2 separate regions of the Mus musculus genome follow, and region 1 is linked to region 2. The links are chromatin loops, found by intact Hi-C in ENCODE. Cell type or tissue: left cerebral cortex. All regions are shown on one strand. Links, peaks and the distances in the headings refer to the core of each region. The heading gives the core; the rest is flanking DNA.

The links. Peaks named below come from ENCODE experiments on the same cell type or tissue, not always from the same donor. Only the 100,000 strongest peaks of a DNase experiment are listed, where the experiment ranks them.
Region 1: it touches region 2 in a loop (2.1-fold over the local background); 1 of 42 quality-filtered maps calls a loop at or near these places.

What each region holds. Positions count from the first base shown.
Region 1 is chr4:129,869,376-129,879,965 of GRCm38, reverse strand. No RefSeq gene overlaps it. Among named protein-coding and RNA genes, the nearest start is that of 1700108I11Rik, 21 kb to the right of the region's middle. In left cerebral cortex, for the core only: no CTCF peak of the experiment used is centred there; DNase peaks (open chromatin) are centred at 2,577, 4,417, 4,989, 7,378 and 1 more place; H3K4me3 peaks cover 744 bases; H3K27ac peaks cover 1,611 bases.
Region 2 is chr4:129,779,428-129,790,017 of GRCm38, reverse strand. No RefSeq gene overlaps it. Among named protein-coding and RNA genes, the nearest start is that of Ptp4a2, 36 kb to the left of the region's middle. In left cerebral cortex, for the core only: CTCF peaks have their summits at 4,664 (motif pointing left), 5,702 (motif pointing right) and 8,682 (motif pointing left); DNase peaks (open chromatin) are centred at 6,792, 6,974, 7,585, 7,919 and 2 more places; H3K27ac peaks cover 287 bases.

The DNA of each region.
Region 1 (10,590 bases), core at 1,610-9,609, 90 kb before region 2:
TTGATGAGACAGGATATCTCCATGTAGCCTTGGCTGTCCTGGAACTCTCTGTGTAGACCAGGATGACCTTGAACTCACAGAGATCCACCTGCCTCTGCCTCCCGAGTGCTGGGATTAAAAGCATGCAAAAGAAAAAAAGAAGGAGAAGGAGAAAAGGAGAAGGAGAAGGAAGAAGAAGGATAAAGAAAAGAAGAAGAAAGAAGAAAAGAAGAAGAAGAAGAAGAAGAAGAAGAAGAAGAAGAAGAAGAAGAAGAAGAAGAAGAAGAGCAAAACAAAACAAAACTCTCTCAGTCTGTTTATGTTGCTGTAACAGAATGTCTGCCACTGGGTATTCTGCAAAGATCAGTGCTAAAGGCCAGGCAGTCCAAGGTCAGAGAGCTAGCACTGGCAAGGGCTTTTGTCCTCTCATAACATGGAGGAAGGTAGAAAGGCAAGGAGAAGAAGAGAGCAAGAGAGACAGACAAATTTCCCTTGTCCTCTACCTAACTTAAGAGGGCTGTGCCCTCATGAGGCCAAGTGCCTCCTAGGCTAGAAGAACAGCTCAGTGGCGGGCTGAGCAATTGCCTGTCACGGGTGGAGGACCAGCTTCAGTTCCCAGTACTGGGTAGGTGGGGGAAGGCAGGGAGGCCGAGATGTCTCAGCTAGTGAGGGTGGGCACCCAGCTCTTGGGCCCATGTGGTGGAAAGAGACTTCCCACTCCTTCAAATTATCCTGACTTCTACATCTGCACCACGGCAGGAATTTCCTCCCCATACAGAAATAAACAAATAAATATAAAACATCTTTTAAAAATTGGTTCCACTTTTACCACCTGACATGGGTTCTGGTGGGGAGAAACATTCAAAACGGTAACAAATGCTAAAAAGCAGCAGCCCACTGAAAATAGGCTTTTAAGGCTATACTTTTAGTAATGGGAGGTCACTTTATAATGTTTAAAGGCTCGATTTTCTAGGAAGATACAACAATCTAAATGTGCGTGTACCTAATAACATGCTTTCCAGAAGGTGTAGTCAAAAGAGGAACAATGACAAAGAGTAGCAGACAAACCGCCATCATGGCAGGAGACTGCAACCCAACACTCAGGTAATTGCTGGAACTAACACAAAGAAGCAGTCACAGAAGAGGTCAGGTTCCCGGGCCTGATCCAGAAGGCACCTACAGTGCATTCCTGCAACCTCCATGTTCCCTGCCAGCACTCACGGAAACCCAAAAACCAAATGTGTCGTGGGACCTTCAGTTTGAACAAATTTGAAAGCATTAAAATTACACAGACTGTTTTCAGACCGCAGTGCATTTATATTATAAATTAATAAAGAAACGGTAACTGCAAAAATCTCCATTATTTGGAAACGACGATATTTCTAAATAATTCATGTTAGTCATTGACTACAGAGAAAATTATAACGATGTCTTCCGAGGGTTAAAAAAATGAGTAAAGTTTTAAAAAGTAAAAAAAAAAAAAAAGCAGGCATGCTAGCAGATAGCTGGAGGCTGGCTAATGAAGCTACAGTGTTTAGGGCAGTTTTTCATTCTGGGGGCGAAAATGAGACATTGATTAATTTTTAAGATTTCATAAGTCAGGTAGCATGCTGAATTACCAGGGTACAGGAAGAATAAAACCAGAGAGGACAGCTTTCAAATCAGGAAATAAGAACAAGATGAAAAACCAAATCTCAGAAGAAACAGGCAAAAAAAATGTAAATTAGGAGGTAAGAGGTTTGAATATATGCAAACTTCTACACGGATATTTAAAACGTGGCTTCCAGCCATATCTGGGGCTGGGCATGGGAAGATTTAGTTCCTCTGTGGTACCGAGGACACGAGGGCAATGTCCACAGCCCCACCAGCATCCCTCAGACCTCATTACCTCTGTCTCTGCTCTCTGATCCTTATCAGAAGACACAAGAGGTCTCTCTGCCCTGTTAGGGACCAAAGGGCGAATACAGTCTTCCCTCCACCCACTGGTGAATTAGCACAGATGGCCCTGTGACATTCTCATAACCACCTCCCTGGCAAGAATGGATACATTCTAAAGAGACACTTGTGCCCCCCCCGCCCCCTTTGGCTATCAGACTATTTAGAGAATGGACCCCAAGAAATTAGTTTCTCCAGGAGTTTCCTGCTGGAAGAGGAACCGGGAGACACCCTGGGAGACTTGGAGCTGAGAGAGTGGCGATCGGGAGACCATATTTGCCAAATTGCTCAATTATGTATGTCTCTTGCTTTCTGTTTAAGCCCTATCCTCAGGTCAGGACCCTGAAGATAGACTTGGAGTTGGGGGAGGGAGTCACTGGATCTTTTTGTTCCTCTTCCGGGTTTGCTCACATTGAATAAATTTCTCTCCGCTTTTCACTGTTAACTTGGCTCCTTTTTATTTCCTCCTTAAGGAAGTGCGGCCGAATCTGGCTTGTTTGGGCACAGGTTATGACCGATTCCCGGGTGTCCCAGGGATCTCAGCTTGGGGCACACCCTTCCCTGTACCATCCCCCCCACTCGCTGGCATTTCCTGCTCTCCGCTGAGACCTGCATGTTAATGTTAGACAGCGTCTCCAGGAGCAAACGCGTGGCTCCTCTGTCAGTTTCCAGGGCCTGTGTTAGCTGCTTCTGCTCCAGTGCGCATGCACTCACAGAGGCACTCGCCTGGGTCAACCAATCTTCTGTTAAGGGATGCAAGCTGGAGCACGAGGTGTGCTTGCTTGTCTTGGGGCTAAGAGGTGGGGAGACCAGCCCGCGACTAAGCATCTTGAAGACCCTGGAGACCCTGCCTGCTGCCTGGCAGCGACCACCCACATCAAAGGCTGCAGTGGCCAGGGAAAGAACTGGTATCTTTGTTTTAAAAATCTGCAAATTTTGCTTCTTTTTTTTTTAAAGAGTTGTTTATTTTTACTTTCCGTGTGTTTTGCCGGAGTGTATGTATATGCTCCCTGTGTATTCCTGATGCTCGTGGAGGCCAGAAGAGGTGGTTGTATTCTTTGGAATTGAAGTTACAGACAATTGTAAGCAGCCATATGCACCGGGAGCCAAGCCCAGGTCACTTCCAGTCCTCTCTACAGTCCCCAAGGTTGATGTAGTCCAGGCTGGCCTTTAAACTCCTGAATGCTGGGCTGTGCACATACAGCATCATGTTTTCTACAGTGCTGGGGAGAAGCCTAGGTTTCATTCAGGCCAGGAAAGCACCCATCAGGACAGGAACGCCCCCAGCAAATTCATGAATGTTCTTAAAGGAAAATGGGCCAAGACTCTTCTTCATTATTATTTGATTAATTGAGAATATCATACGTGGATACAGTGTATTGGGACCATATCGGCCCTTCACTGCCCTCTTCAGCTTCTCTCATCCTCCCATCCCCCTCACAACTTCAAACCTTCCTTCTCTTTTTTTTATTTTTAAAAACCAATTTATTTTGATGCGGATGAATAAGTTGCTTGCAGGTATGTATGTCCACCACCTGCATCCCTAGTGCCTGAGGAGACCAGAACTGGGGACAGAATCCCCTGGAACAGGAATTACAAGATGGTTGTGACCTGCCATTTAGGGGCTGCTAATGGAACCCAGCCAACCAGAGCTCTCAAACTACTTAGCCATCTCCAACCTCCTCCCCAACTCCTGCTTCCCCTCCCTTTCCCCTCCTCTTCCTTCTTTCTTTCTCTCTTCCTTTCTTTTTCTTTGGACAGAGTTTCTCTGTATAACCCTGGCTGTCCTGGAACTCACTCTGTAGCCCAGGCTGGCCTTGAACTCATAGAGCAACTCCTGACTCTGCCTCCCAAGTGCTGGGGTTACAAGTATGGGTGTGCAGCGTCCCTGTCAAGTCCAGGGGACAATAACTTGAGGCACTTTTCCTGCTCCTTTGGCTGTTCTGCGCCATCTTCAGTGATGTCCTCGGAGCCTCAGGGCAAGGGGTTGTGATACAGAGAGCGCTTTAGGGACAAGCACTCAACAATTTCTCAGTCTCTGTATTTTGACTGGTTGTTGATCTCTATTAATCTCCATCGACTGGTGCAGGGTGGGGGTGGGGGGGACAGGCAGAGCTTCTCTGAAGGGACTCAGGAATTATTCTAGAGAGCAGGCGGCCTAGGAGGTTTTTAGTCCACTTTGATTTCATAAGAACTAGATGGGGGTTGGGCGTGGTGGTATAAGCCTTGAATCTCAGCATGCGGGGGGGGGGTGAGGGGGGGCGAGGCAAGAGAATTGTCATGAGTTCAAGGTCTCTCTGAACTACCTATTAAATTTGAGGCCAGCCATAGCAAAAAAAAAAAAAAAACAGGGCCATTATTACTATGTCCACCATAGCTTGTTTATAACAACAAAACCTGGAACTATTTGGAGTCTACGGACGGAGACGCGGTTAAATAAGGATGTTACACCCACATGCTCAGCGGGAAGTCGGGCAGCTGTTAAAATGATGATGCATGCTTGCGCCTGATGTAGGAGCTGCTCACATAGTTATTATTTTGTAGGGAAAGTAGGTTACATATCACTATTTTATACTACAACCTGATTTTACGCCTGAATGCAAGATGGTATAAATGCCCACGGACGAGTGTAATTATATGCAAAGTATTTGGGAAAGTGTTTGGAATGAGACGGGTGGAACATTACCAGGACTTACTGCTACAGGACGAGTGCGTGCCTAGGCTTTACCGTATGCTTAACTGTATTTTAATTTTTTAAAATAATGACCGTGAAATAAAAAGGAGTAATAAAAAAAAAAAAGCATGAAATCCATGGTTGGGGAGAGGAGGAGCTACAGACGCGGCTAGCGACATGGGCGACTCGGACAAAAAGTGAGTTGATTCCTTTTTCAGTGTAAATGAAGCTTTATCTGGCTTTTGTCATTGAGGTGAGATATAGAGAGTATATAAATGTGCTGCTTTAATGATTGGTGAGTGTGTAGTCCAGTGACGTTGAGTCTGTTCATTCGTCATGGGACCATCGCCACCCTCCAGCTCTAAACCTTTTCTTTTTCTCAAGCTGCAATTCTGCAAGTGCCCATGCCACGCCCATGCCCACACCCATGCCCACGCCTCCCTCCTCCTCAGCTCCTGGCAATTGCCGTTTTGATGTTCTGGGAGACCCAGATGCTCTGGGTGCCTTGTTTAAGTGGCACTTGCCTTTTCTTTAACAAACACAAAGTTTTAAGGCTTATTTTCACTTTACGTGTATGGTGTATGAGTGTTTTGCCTGCATGCATGTATGTGCACCATGCGTGCCTGTTGGATCCCCTGGAACTGGGGTGACAGATAGTTGTGAGCCACTGTGTAGGTGCTAGAAATTGAACCTGAGTCCTTTGCAAAAGCAACATGTGCTGTCAACCACTGAGCCATCTCTGCAGCCCTGGGCACTGGCCTTTTCACCTGGCTTGGTTCCCTGAGGAGAATCTAATGTCTTCAAGGGTCATCCAAGTCACAAAAAGAATTGTCTTCTTTTTTAAATAATGTTTTCATGTGTGTTTGTGTGTGTGTGTCTCCCTCTGTGTGTATGTGTGTGTGTGTCTGTCTATGTATATGTGTGTGTCTCTTCCTTTGTGTGTGTGTGTGTGTGTATGTGTGTGTGTCTGTCTATGTATATACGTGTGTGTCTCTTCCTCTCTGTGTATATGTGTGTCTCTCTGTGTGTGTATGTGTGTGTGTGTCTCCCTCTCTGTGTCTGTGTGTGTGTGTGTGTGTGTATCTATGTATTTGGGATGCTGGGCTACCAGAAGGTGCATATGAAATTCAGAGAACCTGTGGGAGTCACTTCTCTCCTTCCACTCTGTAGGTTCCAAGGACAGAGCTCAGGTAGTCAGGCTTGACAATAAATACTTTATCTACAGAGTCATCTCCCTGGCCCTTTTTTTCCTTTTTAAAGGCAAACTAATATTCCATTATATTAGAAGAAAGGAGAGAGGGAGAGAGAGAGAGAGAGAGAGAGAGAGACTGATTGATTTTGCATCCTCATCCACTCATGAACACTGGGATTGTTTCCAGCTCTTTGGCTCCTGTGAACAGCGTTGCTATGAACACTGATGCTTTATCCAGCTTTAATTAAAGGTCACTGTCATAGTGTGAATCTAAAATGTCCCCCACAGACTCATCTTGTGCGCTTATCCTCCATCTGGTGGAGCTATTTTGGGAGGATATAGAACCTTTGGGAAGAGGGGTCTAGCTAGCCATTGTAAGCCACCAGGGGCAAGCCTTTGAAGGTTGAATCTGGTCCCTGGTTTCGGCCTCACTCTGTTTTCTGGTCGCAAGCCGCGTGCACAGCCTCTGTTACCGACCCACTGACCAATGACCTGATGTTCATTGTTCAATGTTCTTCAGCTGTGTCTCTCACCTTGATGGATAGAAAGCCCTGAAACTGGGAACCCAAGTCAGTCCCGCCACCTGTATAAGTGGCCTAACAGGAACTAACAGGCTCATGGAGCAGCCCATGGGCAGCCTCTGTAACTGCCATGGGCCGAGGTCCCACAAATGTTTGCTAGGCTGATGGTTTGAATGTGACCCTCCTCCACAGGCTTGTGTGTTTGAACACTTGGTCTCCAACTGGTGGCGCTGTTTGTGAAGGTTGTGGAACCTTTTAGCTACAAGGGCCTAGCTGGACTTAGAGTCACAGAGCTTCTGGGCACTGCAGCCTGGCACTGCTTCCGGCCCAAGTTCTCTGCTTCCTAATGGGCTAAGCTGTAAGCCAGGCGCTTCAAGATCCCACAGTCATGGCTCTGACTGCTCTGCCTTCCCAGTAGGCGGATCTCTGAGGTCAAGGCCTGCCTGGTCTACAGAGTGAGTTCGAGGACAGCCATGGCTACAAAGAGAAACCCTGCCTCAAACAAACAAACGAACAAACATCCCTTGCGTCCTGTCAAACCAAGAAGCAGGATAAGCCTTTACCTCAAGCGACTTTCGTCAGGTGTTTGGTCACAGCAAGCAAAAAAGTGAGTAATACCCGAAGCTGCTGAGCCCCAGGATGGAGGCCAAAAACCTTGAATTCTTTGCTTTATAGAAGTCCCAGAAACAGCCCTCCGAGGGAGTAAGCACTCCAGTCCCCATTCTGTAGAGGCTCTTAGGCTCCAATAGTCACGTTGCATGTACAAGGACACTGTATTAAGTAGATAAGAGAGACTGACATACAGATATAGAAGCAAGTCACCTTGACACGCAGGACCCCCTAGTTGCTCCTGTCACAGTCTGCCCAGGCTATCGGGCTCTAATCCAAATTCTCTGCACACACATTCTCGCACACTCACTCTCCTAGCAGAAGAGCCTGTCCAGGACAGGGCTGGGCTCAAAATAGAATAAGATGGCCTCCTGCAAACCTGGCTTCATGCTCCGCACACGTGGAACAGTGATGTACCGATCCTGAATGCTAAGCACACGCTACTCCCAGAAAAACACTCCTAGTCCCAGATACTCAGCTCTAAGTATGAGTATCTAAGTATGAGTCAGGGCTGCTGGCAACTCGAGGTGCTTGCCAAGAAGATCTGATGCCCTAAGCTCAAAACAAATGACTCCTATTACACCACACACACATACACCAGACACATGGGCACACATGCACACACCACACATATGTCACATACATGGACATACTCCCAAGGACACTAGACATACACCAGACACATGGACAGACACATACATATATTCACACACTTAAACACACACACACACACATTAAAATTTAAATTAAAGAGGATTTTCTAATTGTTGTGGAACATGTAAGAGATCTAAAGTTTCTTTGAAAATACATATATTAAAACTAAAATTAACCTACTAGAGACAAGTGGGCTGGTGAATCATGACACTTGGGAGAATTAGCCTTTCCTGGTTCTTCTGCCCCAAACCCACTGCAGGCATTCAGTCCCAGAGAGGCTCTTCTCTGTGCAGGGATGACAAGGAATGTGTGGATGTCAGAGAACCGGCCCCAGATGTGTCCCTGAAGCACTTACAGGGTGCCTAGGGAAGGCACAGGCTGAGCTCCACCATGTTAGGGAAGCCCAGTCCCTGAGAGAGGTGGAGGGATCCCCTCACCAAATTTTCAGGAACAAAGTGCTTTGCACTTTAAATAAAATGTTAAGAGCAGTGGCTTTAGCCAGGCAGTAGTGATTGATGCACACCTTTGATCCCAGCACTCAGGAGGCAGAGAAAGGCAGATCTCTGTGAGTTTGAGGCCAGCCTGGTCTACAGAGTGAGCTCCAGGACAGCCAGGACTACACAGAGAAGCCCTGTCTCAAAACAACAGTAACAACAAAAAAAGTAATGGTTTTAAGCCTGCATTCAAAGACTTGGTCCCATCTCCTAGCAGAGTGACCTATCCTCTACCTCAGACAAACTACCAAACATGTCAGTCCCAGTTTTCCTCTCTATAAAATGAGTCCTTACTGATTAAGTGAGATAATATATGTAAAAATCCTGAAGTTTGGGGGGGAGGGGTGTCCTGACACAGATGGCCAGGAATAGTTAACTGTTAATCCCACAGAAACGAGGAGAAAGATCACTGACTCAAATCATGGCCAAATTAATTAAAGCAATTAATTAAGAAACTTGAAGGGCTGGAGAGATGGCTCAGTGGGTAAGATCACTGACTGTTCTTTCAAAGGTCATGAGTTCAAATCCCAGAAACCACATGGTGGCTCACAACCATCCTTAGTGAGATCTGACACCCTCTTCTGGTATGTCTGAAGACAGCTACAGTGTGCTTAGATATAATAATAAATAAATTTTTTTTAAAAAAAAAAGAAACTTGAAGAAAAAACAAAAATAAAACTGTGTATGTGGGCTGTCTCTCCCTAAAGGTGGAGTTCAAGAGATCAGCACTGGATGTGGGTAAGATATGGATTTTTATAGCTCAAGAGGAGGGGTTTTCAAATTGGGTAGGCAAATAGGTGGAGTTACAGGAGCAGGCCGTAAGCTTCACACGGTCACAACAACCTCCTTTAAAACAAAGGCATGGCTGCAAGGTGCTCGTAACACATCATAACAAGGTGTCCACGCCAACAAGTGGTCATAACAAGGCAGTGAGACGAATAGGTGGCCTGAATAACTTTTGAAACAAAGGCACGGTTGCCATTTCCTGGAACAGGCCGTCCAGAACCATTTCTTGTTACAGGTGGGGCATAGCCCAGGCCTTGAGAAACACAATTTAATCACAAACGGGAATGAATCTAGATTGTCTTTACTGTAAGATGGCTTTCAAGCCCAAGATGGAAGCAGGCGGGTTTATCGTCACAGGGAACAAGGAGTCTGGCATTGACTCCCGAATGCTTTCTCGAGCCTACCACACTGCCTCTGCCAGGGGACAAGGTCCACTTCCTCCATTAGGCTGGCTCTCCCTGCAGTAGGGGCAGAGGATTTGGTTTCCTCAAAGGTGACCACTGGCAGGACACTCAAGAGAGAGGGCAGAAAGGAAAAGGCCTGGCTGGTGGGGGTGGGGCTGCCTGCCCCACCCAGCAGCTTGAACAGGCACTCGGTTGCTCTTGAAAAGTTAAAGCTCCCCAGATGTAAAAACAAAAGAATAAAATTATTTACCCCATCTGAATTAATGATCCCCTTGGTGACTCCCTGAGAGGAAGGTGAGGGGTTTGTTTTGTTTTGTTTTTCAGCAGAGAAGTGTTTTAAAACCATCAAAGGGGGCTGGAGAGATGGCTTACAACCATCCGTAATGAGATCTGATGCACCTCTTCTAGGGTGTCTGTCTGAAAACAGCTACTTACATATAATAAATTAATAAATTAAAAAAAAAATCAAAGGATCATGTGTCTTAGAAGCGTGAGCTCTGACCACCTCAGGCTCCAGTGAGCAAGGCCTTCTGGGCAGGGAGGTAAGGGCCAGCTCATTTCACACTCCATACTTCAACTCTCCAGAGTACAGGAACCACACCGAGGGAACCGTAGGTCCATTGGGCACCGGAAATAGAAGCTGTCATCTCATCTGCTGTTGTTGAGACTATATTACTGTTCAGCTTGTCATGTGTCCCCTGTCACCTGGCCATTATTTACTGTAAGCTAACTTTACCCCTAGAGATCCCGCTCCTACCAACACCAGTGTTCAAATCCCGCCTCTACTGGGTTAGTATACCAGAACAGCATGGGAATACAGAACACAAAGAGTTTCTTCCCTTGTACTATGGACTGAACTAAAAATATATGGCGTAGAGGCCAGAGAGATGGCCTGAGAGATGGCCTGAGAGATGGCCTGAGAGATGGCCGGAGAGATGTGGCCACCACACCACAGGATCAGAATTCAGTCTCACAAGGTAGAAGGAGAAGAGAGATTCCTGCAAGTTATTCGCTGACCTCCACATGCACACAGAGGCACACACACAGGGCGCACACACACACACACACACACACACAAGCATAAACAATATAAATAAATGATACATAGTAAAAACAAAAGTATTCAACAGCATGTTTAGTCTGCTAATACTTCTGTTAAAAAGAAAGAAAGAAAGAAAGAAAGAAAGAAAGAAAGAAAGAAAGAAAGAAAGAAAGGAAGGAAGGAAGGAAGGAAGGAAGGAAGGAAGGAAGGAAGGAAGGAAGGAAGGAAGGAAGGAAGGAAGAAAGAAAGAAAGAAAGAAAGAAAGAAAGAAAGAAAGAAAGAAAGAAAGAAAGAAAGAAA
Region 2 (10,590 bases), core at 1,342-9,341:
AAGCAGGAGGCAGAGAGCACACTTGGAACATCAAAGCCCACCCCCAGCGATGCACCTCCTCCAAGACCAACCTCCTAATCCTTCCCAAGCAGTTCCACCAACTGGGGACCAGGTGTTCAAATAGATGAGCCTGTGAATTCTAATTCAAACCACCACACCCCCTCCTCAACACTGAGCCTGTCACATGACCTAAGGCTAGCCAATCAGAGACAGCTGTCTATTTGTCACAGGAACTGAAGGCTCGATCAAATACAACCAGAACTGAAACTACTGGAAAGAGCACATGACTTTTCCATTGAGGAAGCTAAGTAAAGAGACTATAAGACAGAGAAGAGTCTCACTAGGCATGAAGCACACATACAAAAAAAAGGTCTGTTCCTGACAGTGTCTTTGAGAAAGTGCAACTGGCTATGCCCAACACTAAGCCCTTGGCTTTTCTAGTAAAAACCATCAATTCAAGCTAGAGAGATGGCTCAGCATTTAAGAGCACTGACTGCTCTTCCAAAGGTCCTGAGTTCAAATCCCAGCAACCACACGGTGGCTCACAACCATCCGTAATGAGGTCAGACACCCTCTTCTGGTGTGTCTGAAGACAGCTACAGTGTACTTACATATAATAAATAAATAAATAAATAAATAAATCTTTTATTTAAAAAAATCAATTCCCTTTGTTTGTTTTTGTTTTGTTTTTAGCTTTCTTTCTCAACTTGAACCCAATTTCTGTCACTTAGAGCCAAAAGATTCCTGGGTAATATTAAGGTTCTCTAGACAGAGTCATAGTGGATGTCTACCTGCACCCTGTAACAGTCTCCCTGCGAGCCCACAATGATCCTCTACCCAGAGAGCAGATGAACAGTTACATAGGTGCCACCCAGCCCCCTTCCCCAAAAAAGCAGACAGGGTTCAAAGGTATCCAACCAGACTCTCCCTTCGGGGACTGGAGTTGAAGGTTAGAGATCTAGGTAGGCTGCAGGTTTAAGCAAAAGGGTTATGAAGTTCCAGAGTGGGAGAAGGGCATGTTCTCAGCACTGCAGAGAAGCTGGTCTGCTGAAGGACAGTAAAGAGGAACCTGCAGAGTGAGAGCCCGGGGGGGTCACGGTTTCCCAGAGTGAAAGAAACAGAAAGGGCGAGACACGCAGCTTCCACATTCCTCACGAGACTAATTACTTCTCCTCTCAGGCTCCAGGAGACTTCTTTTTGCTCATAAATCACCTCCAGACCAGTCCTCCTTAAACTTAAAATAGCCGACTGCTGTTTGTGTTTTTGTTTTGGGCGGCCAGGAGAAGACTTTAGGCTACACACAGTCACAACAAGGTTTACTGCTGAGCTCTCTCTCTGCTCATGAAACTGGGCTCAGTGATCCAGACACCCAAACATCCAATTACAAGCTTTGGACCCCGGTCCAAACACCTGGATTCACAGTGATGGATCCCTCCTCTGTAAGATGATAACAGCACCGATCAAAGACTCAGAGAGGTAAGGGTGGATGGGAGCTCCGAGGGCAGAGGAGCCATGTGGCCAGTGCAGAAAGGCGAGGCCCAAGGCTAGAACCAGTTCTCTGGTAGGGCCCAGCAATTACAAGAAAAAGAAGCCTAAAGGGACACACTTTTCCCTCTTATTACCTTTTCAACTCATTGGTATCAGGTTTTCAAAAGCGGCAAGGAACAAAGGAAAGTTCTAGAGCTCCATTCTAATGATCTCATCAGACTAGAGAAAATACACAGGCCTAAGGACAGTCACTGCATTAGTGTTGGTAGGAAGGAAAAACTGCAGGTGATTTAAATGTTCAACACTGTCCCTTGCTTTGTCTGTATCGTAAAATGTCACAGAGATAGGGAGGATGATTGGTGCAGTGGCACCCTCCTGTACATCCCACCTTAGAAAGGTAGAAGTGGGAGTTCAAGACCAGACTGTCCTTAGCTACACAATGAGATCAAGGCCAATGAGACCTTGCCTGAAAAAATAAAAATGAAACAAACAAACAAACAAAAGATATGGAGGAGAAAAAATACAGTATTTAATTTTTTAAGTATCATGCTGGGTGTGGTCTAAAGAGACAATTCAGTGGTTAAGAACAGTTGTTGCTCTTGCAAGGGACCTTGGTTCAGTTCCCAGCACCCACATGACAGCTCACAACTCTTCATAACTCTAGATTTAGGGGATCTGATGCCTTCTTCTGGCCTCTGTGGGCACCAGACACATATGTGGCATGCATACATACATACATACATGTATGAACATGGGACTCGTACTCAGTGGTTAAGAGCATTAGCTGTTCTTGCAGAAGACCCAGGTTTAATTTCTAGCACCAACATAGAAGCTCACAATTGTATATGATGCCCTCTATTGGCCTTAGCAGGGACCAGGCACACATGTGCTGCACATACATACATGCAGGCAGCAAATCACCCATACACATTTTTTTTTCTATGTAGCCCTGGCTGTCCTGGAACTCACTCTGTAGACCAGGCTGTCCTCGAACTCAGAAATCCGCCTGCCTCTGCCTCCCAAGTGCTGGGATTAAAGGCGTATGCCACCACCACCACCTGGCTCACATTTTTTAAAAACAAAAAACAGCCTGGCATGACAGTGCACACCTTTAATCCCAGTGCTTGGGAGGCAGAGGCAGGTGGATCTCTGATTTTGAGGCCAGCCTGGTCTACAGAGTGAGCTCCAGGAAATCCAAAACTACACAGAGAAACCCTGTCTCAAAAGAAATCAATACAAAACAAAATAACTCATACACATAAAATTAAAATAAATAGTTAGGCACGCCTTTAATCCCAGCACTCCAGAGAGAATGGCAGGCAGATTTCTCTGCGTTTGAGGCCAGCCTGGTCCACATAGCAAGTCCTAGGACAGCCAGGGCTATGTAGAGAGCTTGTGTCTCAAAAGCCAATAAATATTATAAATAGATAAACATTAATACAAATTAAAAAAAATATGTCAGGCGCTGGGAGTGGTGGCGCATGCCTTTGATCCCAGCACTCGGAAGGCAGAGGCAGGCGGATTTCTGAGTTCGAGGCCATCCTGGTCTACAAAGTGAGTTCCAGGACAGCCAGGGCTACACAGAGAAACCCTGTCTCGAAAAACCAAAAAAAAAAAAAAAAAAAAATGTCAGGCATAGAAGCACATCTTAGTTTCTGCACTCATGAGACAAAGGCAGGCAGATCTCTGTGCACTCCAAGACAGCTAGGTCTACATAGTGAGATCTAGATACTATATATATATATATATATATATATATATATATATATATATATGTGTGTGTGTGTGTGTGTGTGTGTGTGTGTGTGTATATATATATATATATATGCACACACACACACACACACACACACACACATACATAAATATGCTTTGTGTGTGCCCGTGCATGTCTGGTGGGGTGACGGGGCACCCACATGTCTCTGTATGCACGCAATAGTCACAGGATGACTTTCCAGACTGCACTTCTGTCTTCCACTGTACGGGTTCAGGGGATCAAACTCAGGACACCAGGTATGGCTTAAGCCATCTTGCCATCCCAGGCCACAGTATTTTTAAATAAAAATAAGCATGAACTGGAACTCAAGATGTTATGTTGTAGAACATAGCGTTTGTCTGAAAAAAAGATTTAAGGTAAAAAATGTAACATAACAAATAGCTTCCGGGCTGGAGAGATGGCTCAGCGGTTAAGAGCACCGACTGCTCTTCCAAAGGTCCTGAGTTCAAATCCCAGCAACCACATGGTGGCTCACAACCATCCGTAATGAGATCTGACGTCCTCTTCTGGTGCATCTGAAGACAGCTACCGTGTACTTAGATAAAATAATAAATAAATCTTTTTTAAAAAACAAAAAACAAAAAAAACAAAAAAAAAACCCAAATAGCTTCTTCCTGTTTTTACACTCTAGCCCCACCCAGCCTCGCAGAGCACCTGCCCTCCCAAACATTCATTTTTCTCTGTCTTTGGAGCTACTTGAGTAGAAAAAGAAGTATGAAGCATATATGTAAGACCTGTCCTGAGGCTTCTAATGTTAAAGATATTGACAGGGATAGAAACCCACAGCATAGTCTCCAAATGAAAAAGCAGGTTTCAAAAAGATAGTCAAACCCATGACTGGTGCGAGTCTCAGGTCACAACACATCAGGTGATTTTCTCTTCCGTGTATTTTCCCATATTGTTAGAAGGTTCTATAATGTACATGAAAAATATTACTAGCTGGGCGTGGTGGCGCATGCCTTTAATCCCAGCACTCGGGAGGCAGAGGCAGGTGGATTTCTGAGTTCGAGGCCAGCCTGGTCTACAAAGTGAGTTCCAGGACAGCCAGGGCTATACAGAGAAATCCTGTCTCAAAAAACCAAAAAAAAAAAAAAAAAGAAAGAAAAAAAAAAGAAAGAAAGAAAGAAAGAAAGAAAGAAAGAAAGAAAGAAAGAAAGAAAGAAAGAAAAATATTACTAAGGTATTTACATAGGGGGGCTAGATACCTTGATTTTATTTTCTCTTATGTTGTCCTTGTAGTGTGTTTAACCAGATTTCCTCTGATACATCATCACTCTTCTGGAATAGGAGAGTTTACTTGGTTGCCTAGTCATCTGGGAGGTTGCTTCAGGCAGTAACCTTTCTTACAGGGAAGAGTTTCCGTGAGCCTGGTGGAAACGCTAAATGGCTCACCAGTGCCCTCTAGTGGGAATAATATTTCAGTGCCATTTAGCTAAATAACTCCTGTATTCCAACAAGCCAAGGTTATCCTCAAAGGCTGATTTCCCGTTGACTGTCATCCCTGCAGTCTGAGCGCCTGATGCCAGCCAGCATCAGGAGATCAGAAACCAGCTCTCAGATAGATCATGGTCTTGCTTTACCTAGACTAAACCCAGTGGCTGCAAGCCAGTGTGAACATTATCTGCTAGAAAGCAGGGGCTCCTAGATGCTCTTTAATAACCATTAAGAGAAAAAAAAAAAAGACAGCTTTCTTGACTAGTAAAGAGGTCTGGTGGTCAGGGGTGTGGACAGTAGAAAGCAGGTTGCAAGAAGACACAGTCATTCTAATCATGAAATCGTTACCTTTGTGTGGACTGGAGAGATGGCTCAGTGGTTAAGAGCACAGGCTGCTCCTCCAGGTTCCCTGGAGGATTCCCAACACCCACATGCTGGCTCAGGATCACAATTCCAGGAGATCCGATACCCTATTCTGGGCTTTCTGGGTACCAGGCATGCATATAGTATACCACACACACATGCAGGCAAAGCATTTATATACACAAAATAAAGTACATTTTTTTGTTGTTGATGATGTTGTTTGTCTTTTGAGACAGGATCTCTCTATTCCATAGCTCTTTCCTGGAGTCAGAGCTATCTTATCTATGTAGACAAGGCTGGCCTCACACTCATAGAGATCCATCTGTCTCTGCCTTTTCCTCCCTGAGTTGCTTTGGTCATGGTGTTCTATCAGCACAATAGCAACCTTAACTAAGACAAATAAAAATCTTGTTTCATTTTGTTTTGTTTTGTTTTTTTCAAGACAGGGTTTCTTTCTGTAGCCCTGGCTGTCCTGGAACTCACTCTGTAGACCAGGGTGGCCTCGAACTCAGAAATCTGCCTGCCTCTGCTTCCGGAGTGCTGGGATTAAAGGCGTGTGCCACAACCCCCAGCTTAGTTGTATTTTTTTTTTTAAGATTTATTTATTATTATATCTAAGTACATTGTAGCTGTTTTCAGACACACCAGAAGAGGGCGGCAGATCTCATTACTGATGGTTGTGAGCCACCATGTGGTTGCTGGGATTTGAACTCAGAACCTTCAGAAGAGCAGTCAGTGCTCTTAACCACTGAACCATCTCTCCAGCCCTAGTTGTAATTATTTCTATGTGTATAGGTGTTTTGCCTGCATGTGAGTCTGTGCTCCACAGGTATGCCTAGTGCCCACAGCAGCCAGAAGAGGTCATTGGATCTCCTAGAACTGGACTTCTAGATGTTTGTGAACCACTATGTGGGTGTTGAGAATTAAACCCAGATCCTCTTAACTGCTGAGCCATCTCTCCAGCACCTTTCAGCTTTATCTTAATCAGTTTGGAAATGGACTTGGGACTCCTGCCAAATAGATGAGAAGCCTGGAAGTTTAGTTTGGTTTGCTTTTTTTTTGGGGGGGGGGGTTACTGGGAATCAAACTCAGAACCCGATGCTTGCTATCTATCACTGAGCTGAGCCCCAGCCCTCTTTTCACATTTTCTTTTTGGTTTTCCTGAGACACTGTTTCTCTGTGTAGTCCTGGCTGTCCTGAAACTCGCTCTGTAGACCAGGCTGGCCTCCAACTCAGAGCTCCGCCCAGCGCTGGAATCAAAGGTCTGCTCCACCACCACCCAGCTTTCTTTTTACCTTTTTATTTTGAGACAGAGTCTTACTCAGTTGCCTAGGCTGGTCTTGAACTTGTAATCCTCCTGTCTCAGATTCTGAAGCCACTAAAGATGTTAAACCTGTGCCACCAGGAGAAGACAAAGCAAATCAGGCGACTAGAGCCAAAGGATGGGGGACACTCTGTTGGCCTAGGAGCTTGTTCCTAAACTCAAGCCTCAACTGTTGGATAGACTTGTCTAAAGTTTATGGCTCAAGATCAGGTATATGAGGCATATATATATATTTCTCTCTCTGCCTCCCTCTTCTTTTCTCCCTCCCTAACAACCAAAAGAATCCTTATTTGGCAAATGTATCAGTCAGGGTCCCAACTGAAAACAGATGGTGCACTCAAATTAGAATAATTTGAAGAGGGTTTATTCACAACAGTGTGGGTGGGTGTGGGGGAACTCAGAAGGGGTGGTGCGGTGACCCGAGGCTACAAACAGCTGAGGAACTGTCACTACCCTGAGGCCTGAGGGGATAGGGGAGCTGGTTACCTGATCCCTGAGGGAGAGAGGGCCTGCTCAGGAAGGCCAGTGACTGTCAATCAAGGCCCATTCCAGCCTGGGAAGGAAGAGCAATGAAAGGGGAAGCCCTCTGGCACCTCTTGCCTCAAACTCTCCTCTCATTGGCTGAGTTTAACCAGAGGGTAAAGGGGCCTGTTGGTGACACATCCTGACAGAACCAGACACAGACTAGAGCCAAGAGGAGCCAAGGGTGGACCTGAAGGAGTACACAGAGTACAGCTAGAGTTCCCAGAAAGGAGACAGCCTGCCTCGGGTCCCTCTCACAACCCTACACACTGGTCACGTGGAACCTCACGACAAAATGTTTAGTTATGTTGGCCAGGTTAGACTTGATCTTGAGTCCCCTGTCTCTGCCTCCCCACACACTAGGATGGCATGTGCCACCTCATCTCACTCACAGACCAGAGTTCTGGAAGTGGCATAGAGCCCTGTGGTCCTTAGAGATGACCTATTGAAGGGCACATTCCAGATTCCCAGAATCTAGAAAGAGGCCATTTAACCAGCCTCATTGACTTTGCAGGGAAGAGAAGGCAGGCAGCCCAGCTCCTCCCTTGGCCAGACAGCCCTGTGCTAGCTTCAGGCTGTGGCTTTGCCAGCTCCATTACCCCCCCCACAGAATCTCTGTCCTCAGGCCTGTGTGGCCCCAGTCACCAGCGCCACCAGACAGCAACTTCCCTTTCTCTCCACAGGAGATGTCTGCTTCCTTCTGCAGCCAGTCAGAGAGGCTTTTGGGATTCCCCACTGCTGGCAGGGGTCCAGTAATGCCCTGAGGACAGGGCCGAGCTGCATCCGACTGTCTCATTTGGTCACACAGATACCTGTCCCTTCTTTTCTCCCCAAACATTTAAACATTTATTCTCCTTGCTGCCAAAGTGAATTCTGATACCTCTAAGAGAATGGCCCTCATACCTTTCCACAGTCTTCCTTCCTTCTTTCCTCCTTCCCTCCCTCCCTTCTCAGTGCTGAGGATTAATCCCAGAGCCTCATAAGGAAGTGCTCCTCTGTGCTGCCCCCTCCCCCAGCGGGCTCTCAAATCCAGCTTAGCACCCCTCAAATAGCCCTTAGCACCTCCCCTGAAGGCCTTCCTCATTCTCAAACAGAAGTACTTCTGCATGCAAAACACCTAATAATAGCAGCTAGTGTTTATTGCCCATCTGAGCTAGTTGCCAGAAGGGAGACATCTCAGTCCACATAGGAGCTTTGTGAAGTAGGTGCTTGATAAAATGCACTGGGCATGCTGTGAATGGCACCCCAAACGCATACACAAGCACACGGTGACCTGAGGTCACCGTGAGAGCCACTCCTTTATCTCCATGAGTGAGAAAGCTAGCTTCAAAAGAACACCTCACTTAAGTGCACACAAGCAACCAAAAGGCAGAGATGGGTCCCAAAGCCAGGTCGGACAAAGCCCAAGTCTTTGTTCTTAGACCTATAGTATTTCACTGTGACTGGGGCACGCGCAGACTACAGTGACATAGCGACTTGGAAGAGTCCCAGATGGACTCTGTGACGAGGTTACAGGGTGCTGGCATCCCAGGAGGCCAATTCCCCATACAAATAAAGCACCTTCTGCACTGTCAACAACAATCTCCATCAGGTATTTACTTATTTATTTATGTTATGTATATGAGTACACTATAGCTGTCTTCAGACACAGCAGAAGAGGACATCGGATCCCATTACAGATGGTTGAACCCTCAATTCCCAGCAACCACATGGTGGCTCACAACCATCTGCATTGGGATGCAGTGCCCTCTTCTGTTGTGTCTAATGGGTGCAACCGTGTACTCACATAAATAAAATAAATACATCTTTTTTCATTTATTTATTTATTTTTTTATTATATGTAAGTACACTGTAGCTGTCTTCAGACACACCAGAAGAGGGAGTCAGATCTCGTTAGGGATGGTTGTGAGCCACCATGTGGTTGCTGGGATTTGAACTCAGGACCTTTGGGAGAGCAGTCGGGTGCTCTTACCCGCTGAGCCATCTCACCAGCCCCATAAATACATCTTTAAAAAAAAAAAAAAAAAAGCACATGTCCTGGGGGTTAGCCCAAAGGTTCAAACAAGAGAACCAGCTCTTACCAGCTCTAAGACAGAAGACAGCAATAATACCCACTCTTGTGAGAATTAAACACACTGTTCATGTGAAAAGACTTGTTGATACTGGGGTCAGGGTGGGTAGGTATCACCTGGAACATTTAACCAAGCAGCAAGCAGTGAGCGCTTGGCCAGGTTTCCAGGTGGCTGAAGACAGCTTTGTTTGAAGTGAGGATTGCAGCCAGTTACTAGTTCCCAACATCTTACCAAAAACTTCCAGTGAGGTTTGTGTTGTTGGTTTTTTGTGTTTTTTGTTTGTTTGTTTGTTTTTGTTTTTTGAGACAGGGTTTCTCTGTATACAGCCCTGGCTATCCTGGAACTCACTCTGTAGACCAGGCTGGCCTCAAACTTAGAAATCTGCCTGCCTCTGCCTCCCAAGTGCTGGGATTAAAGGAGTGCGCCACCACTGCTCAGCGCATCACATGTTCTTAACCTTACACTACTATCACGAATGGGATTCCTTTTCAAGTGTTTGGTATCACTCTGGGGATCCAGAGCCACAATGGCTGCCAAATGAGTTTTAACTACAGAGGATGAAAGGATGGTGGTGGTGTTTGCTGTAAAACTCTGACCGAGGGCTGGAGAAATGGCTCAGTGGTTAAGAGCACTGACTGATCTTCCAGAGGTCCTGAGTTCAAATCCCAGCAACCACATGGTGGCTCACAACCATCTGTAATGGGATCCAATGCCCATTTCTGGTGTGTCTGTAGACAGTGACAGTATACTTACATACATGAATAAATAAATAAATACAATGAACAGGAAGGAACAGGAGTAAGGATAAAATCATGTGAATGGGGCTGCAAGTTTGGTGTAGGTCATATTTTGAAGTTTATATCAGACCTAAGAAACAGGAACTTTTTTTTTCAGGTTTTTCAATACAGGGCTTCTCTGTATAGTCCTGGCTGTTCTGGAACTCACTATGTAAACCTTAGACCAGGCACCAGGCTGGCCTTGAACTCACAGAGATCCATCTGCCTCTGGAGTATTGGGATTGAAGGTATGTACCACCACCCGGCAGGGACTTATTATCCTTTATTTTTATTTTTTTAAGAATTATTTACAGGGGCTGGAGATGGCACAGCGGTTAAAGAGCACTGACTGCTCTCCCAAAAGTCCTGAGTTCAAATCCCAGCAACCACATGGTGGCTCACAACCACCAGTAATGAGATCTGATGCCCTCTTCTGGTGTGTCTGAAGACAGCTACAGTGTACTTAAGGTATAATAATAAATAAATCTTTTTAAAAAAAAGAATTATTTACTTATTTTATGTATATGAGTACACTATCGTTCTCTTCAGACACACCAGAAAAGGACATCAGGTCTCATTTCAGACAGTTGTGAGCCACCATGTGGTTGCTGGGAATTGAACTCAGGACCTGTGTCTTAAGCGCTGAGTCATCTCTCTAGCTCAGGAATTTACTCTTAATTACAAATAGGAACTTGCAAGGACTTAACACAGGACAAATAGGAATGTATTCTTTAACTACCAAGAGAAACTGTAACCTGAGCAGGACAAATTACAAAAGGAAACCTTAAATTGCAAGGATTTAGCAGAGGACAAGCAGGAAGGTATTCCTAACTG